Regions from separate parts of the Homo sapiens genome. Here region 2 is linked to region 1. A link is an interaction called in ENCODE POLR2A ChIA-PET data of the cell type or tissue named here. Cell type or tissue: GM12878. All regions are shown on one strand. Each heading gives the region's core, and the rest is flanking DNA. Links, peaks and the distances in the headings are about the cores only.

Region 1 (5,761 bases), core at 316-5,315:
AGTGATTGTTTTCTAATTTAATTACAGCACCTCCCTGGTTAAAACTCCCCACCACATGCTCATTGTTTATTCACTTAACAAATATATATTGAAAGTCTCCTATGTGCTGAAAACTATTTTGGGCACTGGGAATATAAATAATAGGGCACAAAACAATTACCTACTTTTATGGAAACTATATTCTAGTTGAAGAAGATATAAGCAAATTGAAAAACAACAAGTATTTAATATGTGTAACATGAGGCAGAGAAAGGACTTATCTGAGGGCCAGAGTTATTTTACATAGGTGGGTTAAGATATCACTTCTCTGATAAATCAGGTGACACGTGGGCAGAAATGAATGAAATGAGTCATGTAGATTTCTGGAAGAAAAGCATTCTAGGCCAAGGGAAGGGAAGAACAAGTATGGAGGCCTTTAGCAAGGAGCATACCTGAAATCTTTGAGGAATAGCAAGAGGCCAATGGTTGCAGTGGAAAGAACAAGTGAACTAGGGTAAGACATGAAGTCAGAGAAGGAATGGGACATCAGATTATATAAGGCCCTGCAGGCCTTTGAAAGGATGTTGGCTTTTACTGTGAGACACGAAGCCATTTAGAGATTTTGACGTGACTTTCACTTTTAAAATAACTGGTGAAAATATGAAGGATAGACTCTATGAGATCAAGGGGAGAAGTGGAGACTCCAGCTAAGAAGCTAGTGTAGTATAACAAACAAGGGATCATGGGGAGTTAGGCAAAGGGGTAGCCATGGAGGTGCTAAGTAGTCTGATTCTGAATCTATTTTGAGAGTGGAACCCTTGGGAGTTACTGAGATTGGGTGTAGGATATGAAAAAAAGAAAAACAGAAGGCAAACATGACTCTAACATTTCTGACCTGAGAAATTGGGGGAAAAAGTTAACTAAAATCCCAATCCCCTATGGGTTACACACTTCTGCATGAGCTACTTTAGCCTCACTGTTAAAGAACACTGTGCTTAGTGAGTCGCGCACTACACACCAGTCATATTTTAATTCATGAACTGCACCATGTTCTCTCCAGATCTTCAGATATAATATTCCCTCTGCCTGAAACACTCTTCCTTCCCTTTCTCACCTCTCCAACCACTTTGCCAAGTCTGTCCCACACATTGCTCAAGTCTCAGCTTATAAAACACTCTTGTGATGTTTTCCCAACCCTGTACCCTGGGAATCTGCTGTGAGCTCCCACAGTACCTGGTTTTTACCCTTTTGTAGTATTTTAAATCACTGATATTGTCTAGTTGTCTACCTGTGTTCTCTGGATAGGCAGCCTGTAGCTCTCCATTTCTTTATGTCAATTATTGTTAATTTTGTTCTTTTTGTGGTGCCAGGTTTCCCTAATGGTTCACAAGCCTGTGGCCTTTCATTGCTGTCTATCGCTTGAAGAAGTAGGCGCCTATTCCAGTCTTTCTAAACTGGCTTCAGCAGGGAAAGCCCTTCACCAGTCAGTGGATCTAGAGATTCTTGATGGGCCATCCGGCATGGCCCATGGGTGGGCTTGCTGCTAAAGCCCTTGGATTAGTTGGCAGGTGATGCCTAGGTCAGCAGGTGGTGGGCCTAATGCTTCAACTCACAGGGGGCTAATCCGGTGCATGGGTCCACTGGGGTGGGCTGTCAACTGGGTATATAGGAGTAGTCCTGGAGCCTTGGTCTGCAAATACAGACCTGAAGCCTAGGTTCATAGGGGCCATCCTGGCACTGGGGTAGGTCTTGAGCCTGAGTCCATGGGGACCAGCCTGGCATTGGAATGGGTCTGGTCCCAAGTCTGTGGGGACTAGGCTTGCCCAGGGTCCTCTGGAATGGCCCTGGTACCTAGATCTGCAGGGGAAGACCTGGTACCTAGAACCATGGGGTTGGGTGCAGAGTTTGGGTCCCTGGGGATAGGCTTGGACCTGAATTAATGGAAGCTGACCTGGTACTGGGGCAGGCTTACAGTGTGGGTCCATGAGTTTCTACCTGATGCCTAAGTCTGCAGAGGCTCAGCTGGAATCTTTGGATGCTGCCCTGGCATTAGTGCAGGCCTAGAGCCTGGGTCTGCAAGGACTGGCCTACAAGCTGTGTCTGTGGGGGCTGGCCTGGCACTGGGATGGGCAACACTTGTTGCATTTTTTTCAAAAGTTGTTGGTCATTATTAATCAACATATTCAACAAACAGACCAAATGGGAGTAGGGACACCTTCAGATTTAAAGTTTTTAGTGAATTGTAATCAGTGAAACCAAAGCTTACAAACAGAAACCTTATCTCTTCAAAAGGAAGGGAAGAAGTAAACTAATTTAAAAAATCATAGCTCAAACAATGCACAAGTAATTTTAATTTCTGTCCTTACAAGAGAAGACACAGAGACACATAAAAAGGGAAGTGAAGACAGAGAGGGAAGACAACCATTTAACAACAGAGGCAAAGACTGGAGTTATGCAGCTGCAAACTCCTTAGGAACACCAAGGACTGCTGGCAATAACCAGAAGCTAGTCGACAGAGTGTGGGCCTACAGATACTTTGATTTCAGACTTCCAGCCTCCTTCCACTGTTTCCAGTGTGAAAACAGATTTCTGCTGTTTCAAGCTAGCTAGTTTGTGGAACTTTGTATACAGCAGAATTAGTAAATAAATACATCTATAATAGCAATTTTAAATAGTTCAATGTCTGAGAATAATCTTCTGATGGAACTCATATTTTTTGTTGAATAAAATTTCCTGGAATAAATTACCATTTTGTAAAACATTGGAATACAATTGAGAAAAACTTTAATTTTCCCCTATCTAAATATGGTAAACTATTTTTAAAATCATACACAAAAACAACTTATTTCTTTTATCTAAATATTTGTCAAAGAAAAGTACTTTGAAAAGATACACCAACATAGCACCTGTGAAAATATTTAGGCTAAAATATCTTCCCATTTCAATGTGCAAAATGTAGAATTAAGACTGTTCCATTTAGCAGTTTATGTGGTGTTTCAGCATCTATAGAGACAGTACCTTTAAAACTAAAATAACCATTGTCTAAAGCAAAGATTCTATTTGCAACTGTTAAGAAAATTGCAGAAAATTTAATTTTAAAATTAAGCACAAGGGCCGGGCCTAGTGGCTCACGCCTGTAATTCCAGCACTTTGAGGGGCCGAGGCGGGTGGATCACGAGGTCAGGAGTTCAAGACCAGCCTGACCAATATGGTGAAACCCCGTCTCTACTAAAAATAGAAAAATTAGCTGGGCGTGGTGGCATGCACCTGTAGTCCCAGCTACTCGGGAGGTTGAGGCAGGAGAATCACTTGAACCCAGGAGGCGGAGGTTGCAGTGAGCCAAGATCACACCATTGCACTCAGCCTGGGTGACAGAGAAAGACTCTGTCTCAAAAAAAATAAACAAAGCATAAGATCTTATTAACTTTTTTCAGAAAATTATCAGGATCAAGGTGTTAAAAGATACAGCTAAGAAACTGATTCAAGCATGTGAATATGCACCAGGAATAATTGTTCATGCTGAATGTTCATGTAATATAAATTTTTATTTTAACACATAAGGATATAAATTATCTTTTAAAATGTTAATTTTGAAAATGGTCTGAAACTATTCTATAAGTTCACTAATATATTTGTAAGCCAATAGATATTCCAAATATATAATTTTCATTACATTCGTGCCCCTTTTTACTCTAAAAAATGTGCTAGTTTGGCCAAAAAAATTACATAGTGACCTTGCCATTAATGCATATCAAAAATAAAATCCATTTGACCCCTTAGATATTGTTTACATGATGTGCCCTGTCATTACTTGCTCAGGTGGTTTCCCACAAAGGCAGAAATGACCTTCCCCTAAAGGCAAGAAAAGGTGCCCTCCCTTCCAAAAGCCCAGCCTACTGCTGGGCTAGCCACGAAATGTGGCTTCATCAGGAGGCAAAAATTAAAGAAGGGAGGTGGTGGCTAGTGAGTAGCAGGGCAGCACTATGTAGTACAAACTACTCACCTGAAATTAGAAGTCCTGAGCATCAGAGCTCTGGGTTACCATTAGTAGCAATAATAAAGTTAGGCAAGTCACTTAGCTTCTCTCAACGGCATGCAATTTCTTCATCTATATAATGGGAATACTCTCTTGTTGACCTTACATTACATAAGAGGATTTGGCTAAAAGTTCATGGGCTGGTTTGCAAAAGTGGCTCTTTCTCTTAGTTTCTGCTAAATTACAGATGGAGACATATTTCGATAACCAGAAACATTATGAGAGCAGAAAGTCTTCAGCACTTAGTGCTGTTTCCATGGGCTTGTTTACTTGTACTTCCAGAAAATAAACTAACCACCTTATCTACGCTTATTAGAATCAAATGATTTATTTAATAAACTAGAGCAAAATAACAAAGGGGGAGGATTATTTCTATGTATCAAAATACTCTTCCACAAAAAAGTAGCTTACCAACAAATAAAACCTAGTCAAGATCAAGAGTTTATTTAATTCGTATACTTGGCAAATCCATATCTTAGTTTCAATCTCATCTTTATTCACGACTTCAACTAGAGCTGCAATGAACCATTTTATCTCTATAATGTTGAAAAAACCTGGCCAGGCATGGTGGCTCACGCCTGTAATCCCAGCACTTTGGGAGGCTGAGGCGGGCGGATCACGAAGTCAGGAGATCAAGACGCATCCTGGCTAACACGGTGAAACCCCGTCCCTACTAAAAATACAAAAAATTAGCCGGGCGTGGTGGCGGGCGCCTGTAGTCCCAGCTACTTGGGAGACTGAGGCAGGAGAATGGCATGAACCCGGGAGGCAGAGTTTGCAGTGAGCCAAGATCGTGCTATTGCACTCCAGCCTGGGTGACAGAGCAAGACTCTGCCTCAAACAAAAAACAAAACAAACAAACAAAAAAAGACGAAAAATCCTAATAGAATGATTAACAATTCCAAGCTCTACCCAGGCCCTAACATACAGTTTAATTGCTTTATATCTTAGGGCATATCTTCGATGTCTTGAGTTTGTACAATAGAAATGAAACCCCCCAAAAACAGGGCAAAATTCCATAGGGAATAAAACCAATCACCAGTATAGGGAGTCTTTTGAAGTGTGTTATTAAAATAAATGAATACCTGCAAGTGTTAAGTTTATGACCTCTTTAAAAAAATTTGTTTCATACCCCAAGTACCCTATTCACATCTTGAAGTAATTTTACTAGAAATTACATCTGCAAATCAATAAAAAGTAAAATACCTTTTCATTATATATGACTCTTCTTCGTATCCAGTTTTTTAACTAGTTAACTTTCTGACTCTGTACTAAACAATATCCATTGTTTTCAAACTAACTTTGTCAGAAAGAACCTTAGATGCTAAGCTTTGTGCCACAAAAGCTCTTGGCCTATCTGCTGAAACCTGTGGACTCTTTCTCAGAACAATCCTTTTAAACATTCAATATAAAATACAGATTACAAGGAAAACCAGTTTTACTGAAATATTATCAAATGCTTTTTTTTAAAAGTATTAAATAACAGGATCTAGTGGTAGGTCTAACTACCATAACAAAATAGTGATGTGCAGATGATGTTTTGTGGTATCTGCCTCAACTTTGTGATACTGAAATATCTGTAAATTATATTAGCAAGTCACATGTACTGATGATATTATGTATTTGTTGCCAACACTAACAATGGAAAAAAAAAAATGCTCAATTTATCAGAAGTTAGTAACCTCCAATCCAAGTTTATGGATCCTCTGAATTCTATCCATAAGGTCCCAGGTTAAGAACATCTCA
Region 2 (5,761 bases), core at 221-5,220, 940 kb after region 1:
CATTGAAATCCATTTTAGATAAATGGGAAGACAATTTTCTTGCCTATAAAATTAGGTTGAGGCTGGGTGCGGTGGCTCACACCTGTAATCCCAGCACTTTGGGAGGCCAAGGCAGGCGGTCACTTGAGGTCAGGAGTTCGAGAGCACCCTGGCCAACATGATGAAACCCCGTCTCTACTAAAAATGCAAAAATGAGCCAGGCGTGGTGGTGGGCGCCTGTAATCCCAGCTACTCGGGAGGCTGAGGCAGGAGAATCACTTGAACCCGGGAGGCAGAGGTTGCAGTGAGCTGAAACTGCGCCACTGCACTCCAACCTGGAGTGCAAAGCAAGACTCCGTCTCAAAAATAAAATTAGGTTGAACTGGAAGGTGGCTTGTTTTTAGGATGACAGGTTTTAGACAAATATGTATAAATTTCTCTTTATATCCTTTTGCCCATGGTATCCTGCAGTGACATAGGTAATCATATTGATGAAAAGGACTGGAAAACAGAATTAAAGGGGATACATTATTTTGCTATGTAACAAATAACTGCAGAAAATCTGAAATTTAGATTCTGTTTATATTCAATACTTCTAATATCTTATTTCAGTGATCCAGTGACCTAAAGATAGAGTAAAAGAACAAATGCTTTTGTTAGAAATTGTGGCACGTGCCTGTAGTCCCAGCTACTGGGGAGGCTGAGGCAGGAGAATCACTTGAGCCCAGGAGGTGGAGGTTGCAAGTTAGCCGAGATTGCGCCACTGCATTCCAGCCTGGGCGACAGAGCGAGACTCCACCTCAAAAAAGAAAAAGAAAGAATAAAGAAATTACTACTATTGGGCCAGGTGCGGTGGCTCACGCCTGTAATCCCAGCACTTTGGGAGTCTGAGGCGGGTGAATTACGAGGTCAGGAATTCAAGACCAGCCTGGTCAACATGGTGAAACCCCGTCTCTACTAAAAATACGAGAAATTAGCTGGGCATGGTGGCAGGCGCCTGTAATCCCAGCCGCTCTGGTGGCTGAGGCAGGAGAATTGCTTGAATCCAGAGGCGGAGGTTGCAGTGAGCCGGGGTTGCACCACTGCACTCCACCCCAGGCGACAGTGCGAGACTCCGTCTCAAAAAAAAAAAAAAAAAAAAAAACAGAAGAAAAGAAATTATTACTATTAGTAGCAATAATTTAAAAGGTATTAGGATACTGTAGTGGATATCAGACAATTCTCTTATCTGTGAATTTGTTCATTTAATCAAAAAATGCTGGCGGGCGCGGTGGCTCACGCCTGTTATCCCAGCACTTTGGGTGGCTGAGGCAGGCAGATCACTAGGTCAGGAGATGGAGACCATCCTGGCTAACACGGTGAAACCCCGTTTCTACTAAAAATACTAAAAGTTAGATGGGCGTGGTGGCACGCGCCTGTAGTCCCAGCTACTCGGGAAGCTGAGGCAGGAGAATTGCTTGAACCTGGGAGACGGAGGTTGCTGTGAGCCGAGATTGTGCCAGTGCACTCCAACCTGGGCAACAGAGCGAGACTCCGCCTCAAAAAAAAAAAAAAAAAAAAGCTTAAGAGCCTGCTCTATGCCAGAGTGCTGGCTCTAGGTATGCATTGGTGAATAAAGTGTTGCCTAATTTCTTTTTTCTTTTCTTTCTTTTTTTTTTTTTTTTTTTTTTTTGAGACAGAGTCTTGCCCTGTTGCCCAAGCTGGAGTGCAGTGGCGTGATCTCGACTCACTGCAACCTCCACCTCCCGGGTTCAAGCGATTCTCCTGCCTCAGCCTCCCAAGTAGCTGGGATTACAGGCGCCCACCACTACAGCCAACTTATTGTTTTTGTATTTTTAGTAGAGACAGGGTTTCACCATGTTAGTCAGACTCTTCTCGAACTCCTGACCTCAGGTGATCTGCCCGCCTGGGCCTCCCAGAGTGCTGGGATTACAGGACAGGCATGAGCCACCGCGCCTGGCCAAAGTATTGCCTGCTTTCAACAGTGTTGCCTGCTTTTTTCTAGTCTTTAAGGGAGACAGATAATAAATGATAGCCATAATTCTGTGAGAAAGCCATAATCACATATGTATTGTTAAAAACAACAGTAAATGTCAGAAAACAGAAGCACCCCATAATCCTAGAATGGAAGAGAAGGGGAGAGTGAAAGGTTTTATTAACTTTAGTCTTAGGGGCCCCCATTTCTTGTCAGATAAAGGATTTGGAAGGCCTATTCTTGGTTTATGGAAAAGGAGAGTGTTCCAGCATACGTTCCTTGAACTCAAACCTATCATTGCTTGATAGCATTAGAGGAAAATTTGAGGAAGGGAAACTTTGTTGACGACTTGTTTTAAGTCTAAAGATGGAGCAGTTTATTTGAAGCATAGAAAGAATTGACCTGGGAGGCAGGAAATAACAAAAGCCAGTTTGTAGTTTCTGTTTAAGCCAGGTCTCAACAATGTAAATTACTTTGAGCAGCCTTTAAATGCCAGGCATACCCATACCTAAATGTAAACACTAGGTATGGTATGAGGTAAAACATAGTGTCATTTGTTTGCCATTAATTCCACATACCCTTTGCAATCAGTTCTGGATTTGCATCTGGATTTGACTCTGCATATAACTGTGTGCCCTGTCTGATACTTGGTTCCCTTATTCGTAAAATGAGATTATCACAGGGAAGAAGTATAGTTGATGATTCTGGATATGGACTCCAGTCTGGTGCAAACTGCCTGAATTCAGATCTCAACTCTTCAACTTAATTAGCTTAGCTTGAAATAATTGGGCAAGTTGCTTAACCTCTTTTTGTCCCATTTCCACATACGTAAAATGGGGATAATAATAATATGTTTTAGGATTACTGTGAAAATTAAATGAGTTAATATATAAAAAGCATTTAAAATGGCATATAGTAAGCAAAATGTAGTTTAAAAATATGACATAGCTGGGTTGTTATGAGGATAAATAATATGTTTATTTTTTTAAAAAAAGAAATCATATATTGCTTGACACAGTATGGGTATTTCTTAAATACCAGAAACCGTGTAGTAGGTACTTTATATCATTTAATCTTCATATAAACTGTTAAGAAACCATAATCTGTCTAGTTGACTGCACCTAGAGCAGTTTCTGATATTTCAAGTTGAATGAATATTATCCCATTTCATGATTAATAAATTGAGGCCCAAGAGTACTCCAAAATCACCACTAAAACATGACATCACTTTGAGGAGATAGTACCAGCAATGTCATGCACATCATCACATCACTTTTCTCAGTTTAGAGCATAAAACATTGTTCCTTTTTGTTTTTGGAGACAGTCTCGCTCTGTTGCCCAGGCTAGGGTGCCAGTGGCACAATGGCAACATCCACCTCCCGGGTTCACGTGATTCTCATGCAGCCACCTGAGTAGCTGGGATTACAGGCATGCACTACCACGCCCAGCTAATTTTTGTATTTTTAGTAGAGACGGGGTTTCACCATGTTGGCCAGGCTGGTCTTGATCGAACTCCTGGCCTCAAATGATCTGCTCGCCTCAGCCTCCCCAAGTGCTGGGATTACAGGTGTGAGCCACTGCGCTCGGCCCATTGTTCCTTTTTCAGTGCATTTTTTCATATTCAAAGTTGTATAAGGAAGAAATTTGACAATCTAACAAGTTTTACTAAATGGAAGATCAATTACAGGAATGAATATAATATATATTGGCTCCACTGTCACTCACTCACTTTATTTGCTGTTTGATGATCCAGATTTGGTGTCTCTAAATTTCATTTATCTAGGATATTTTAGTCTCTTAGAGTATTTATTGTAAGAGAAAAAGGCCATTTCTTTGGTTAGTAAATGAAGTTAAAGGCACTACTAGAAAATGCATATATCAAATATTATAGCTTGCTTCAGTAACTGTAAATTAGTTGAATGTTAACCTGGTTCTCATAAGTATTTACAAGCAGATTAGTTTATAAAAACCAATTTACTATTAAAAAATCTACATTAGGATAATTATTTTTGAAACCCTGAAGTCAACTGTAATATGTATGTTATATAATACATTTGCCTGATGTAGCAAATTTCTAACTTGGCATTATCATGCCTCCTTCTTTGCGTCTTTAATACAACCATTAATCTCACTACAAGGCTTTACTAAGGATAAATTGCTGCGTAACCCACTTCAACCTCTTTTGTTCAACCAGGAAGCCAGACGTGTTAAATAGCTTTTTAAAAAATATGTTATTTCTTTTTTGAAATTTTAGGATTTTAAAAATTGAAGTGGTAAAATAAGAGACTTTATTTTGTCTGTTAAAATTACTTGACAGAAGTTTGCTTTGGAATAGAGCTTCTGTATCTTTAAAAAATACACAGTGAGTCACCCCCTGCTCTTTTGGTAGATGCCTGGCTAGTGAACAGCTAAGCTGCTTTAGGCATGTAATAGAACATTCCATTTCCTGTTCCCTTGCTGACACAGAGGAGTGTTCCTGCTGGCAATGATCTAATCATAGTGCAGTAAGAAACATGGCAGTTTGATAAAACATGGTGGAGACAGCGGCTGAAATGGAAGCATATGTTCTAGAAGACATTCTTGAGGTAGGGCTAGGTTTGTAAGTGAAATGAAAGTTGAAATCTGAACAAAGAAATCTTATCTGCCGGAATTATTTTACAGATGAATAGATTAGAGGAGAGAGCAAAGAGAAGCAGAGCATAAAAGCAAGACACGGTCAGACCTATTCCGTGTGAGAATGTTTCAGACTGGTTCACATGATTACTATAGACGTCTATAATTATTTTGTTTAAACTTCATGTTTCATAAATTGTAGATATATGTTTGTTAGGGAAAAAGGGGAGACTCAGGCTTAATAAAAAGCCTTGTGCTGGTGGTGACCTTTAGATTAACTCATTAGAAGGTGGGGTCTGCAAAGCAGCTTTGAGTAAGGTTTAGTATCATATGTCTTAGAATTCATTTACATATCTAAGCCTAAAGCTTTGCTGCAGTTAACTATTAAAAACGGTTATTTTAGCTTTAAACTAAGCATGTTTATATCAATCTGATTGCTTAATTTAGCTGGTATACTCTGGTCCTAGATTTTTCATGTGACTTTGATTATTATAAAACAAATTATTAAATTAAAAATATTAAAACCCTGAAATTTAGGGCACTGATGCTAGAGAGACATCAATACAAAATTACTATAATTTGAATCATGAACATTTTAAATTATATTTTCTCTTTTCTGGTTGTAAAAATTTTATAAGATCCTATTTGAGTATAAATCAGTCCAAGGAAATACATGTCAAAGTGAAACTATAATTGCTTTTGGCATTGAATGTAGTATACTATTAGAAATTTGTATTTATAGGTATAGGTATTTAAATCTCATATTCTTATCTGTGGGATTGTGTAGGGTTTTTCTTTTTTTTCCTCATTAGATAAAACCTGGGTAATTCAGATAAAGAGGCTTTATGGTGGTGAGTGGTATTCCTAATACTTAGACTGTTGAGATAATTTATTAACTATTTCACATCTTCAGGAAGATTATTTTACTGTGGGGAGAGGGCTTGGGAGAAGAAGCTGCAAAGGGAAGCTAGGCGGGGTTAGCAGGAGAAAAAAGCCTATGCGCATTATAAAGTGCTGCATGATCAATGAGTATTTTCTGGAGTCCCTCAGTGTGTGCTTGGAGCTGACATTGCAGCAAGTCTCATGGTTGTTCTGCAGAATGAAAACTGATTCCATTTATTACCTACCTCCTTGCAGACACCTGCCAATGTGCTCTTTTCCCCTTTCCTAAAAGCTGTTAGGTCTAAGTTGAAT

Evidence for each region. Peaks named below come from ENCODE experiments on the same cell type or tissue, not always from the same donor. Only the 100,000 strongest peaks of a DNase experiment are listed, where the experiment ranks them.
Region 2: POLR2A ChIA-PET joins it to region 1 with 5 read pairs; 1 of 35 experiments calls an interaction of 5 or more read pairs at or near these places.

What each region holds. Positions count from the first base shown.
Region 1 is chr4:74,162,986-74,168,746 of GRCh38, reverse strand. The region is part of intron 1 of MTHFD2L (methylenetetrahydrofolate dehydrogenase (NADP+ dependent) 2 like); the gene reads right to left. Among named protein-coding and RNA genes, the nearest start is that of MTHFD2L, 7.7 kb to the right of the region's middle. RefSeq lists an enhancer at 3,832-3,961. In GM12878, for the core only: no CTCF peak of the experiment used is centred there; a DNase peak (open chromatin) is centred at 2,351.
Region 2 is chr4:73,221,752-73,227,512 of GRCh38, reverse strand. All of the region lies in intron 1 of ANKRD17 (ankyrin repeat domain 17), which reads left to right. Among named protein-coding and RNA genes, the nearest start is that of ANKRD17, 34 kb to the left of the region's middle. In GM12878, for the core only: no CTCF peak of the experiment used is centred there; DNase peaks (open chromatin) are centred at 2,367 and 4,432; H3K4me3 peaks cover 695 bases; H3K27ac peaks cover 1,347 bases.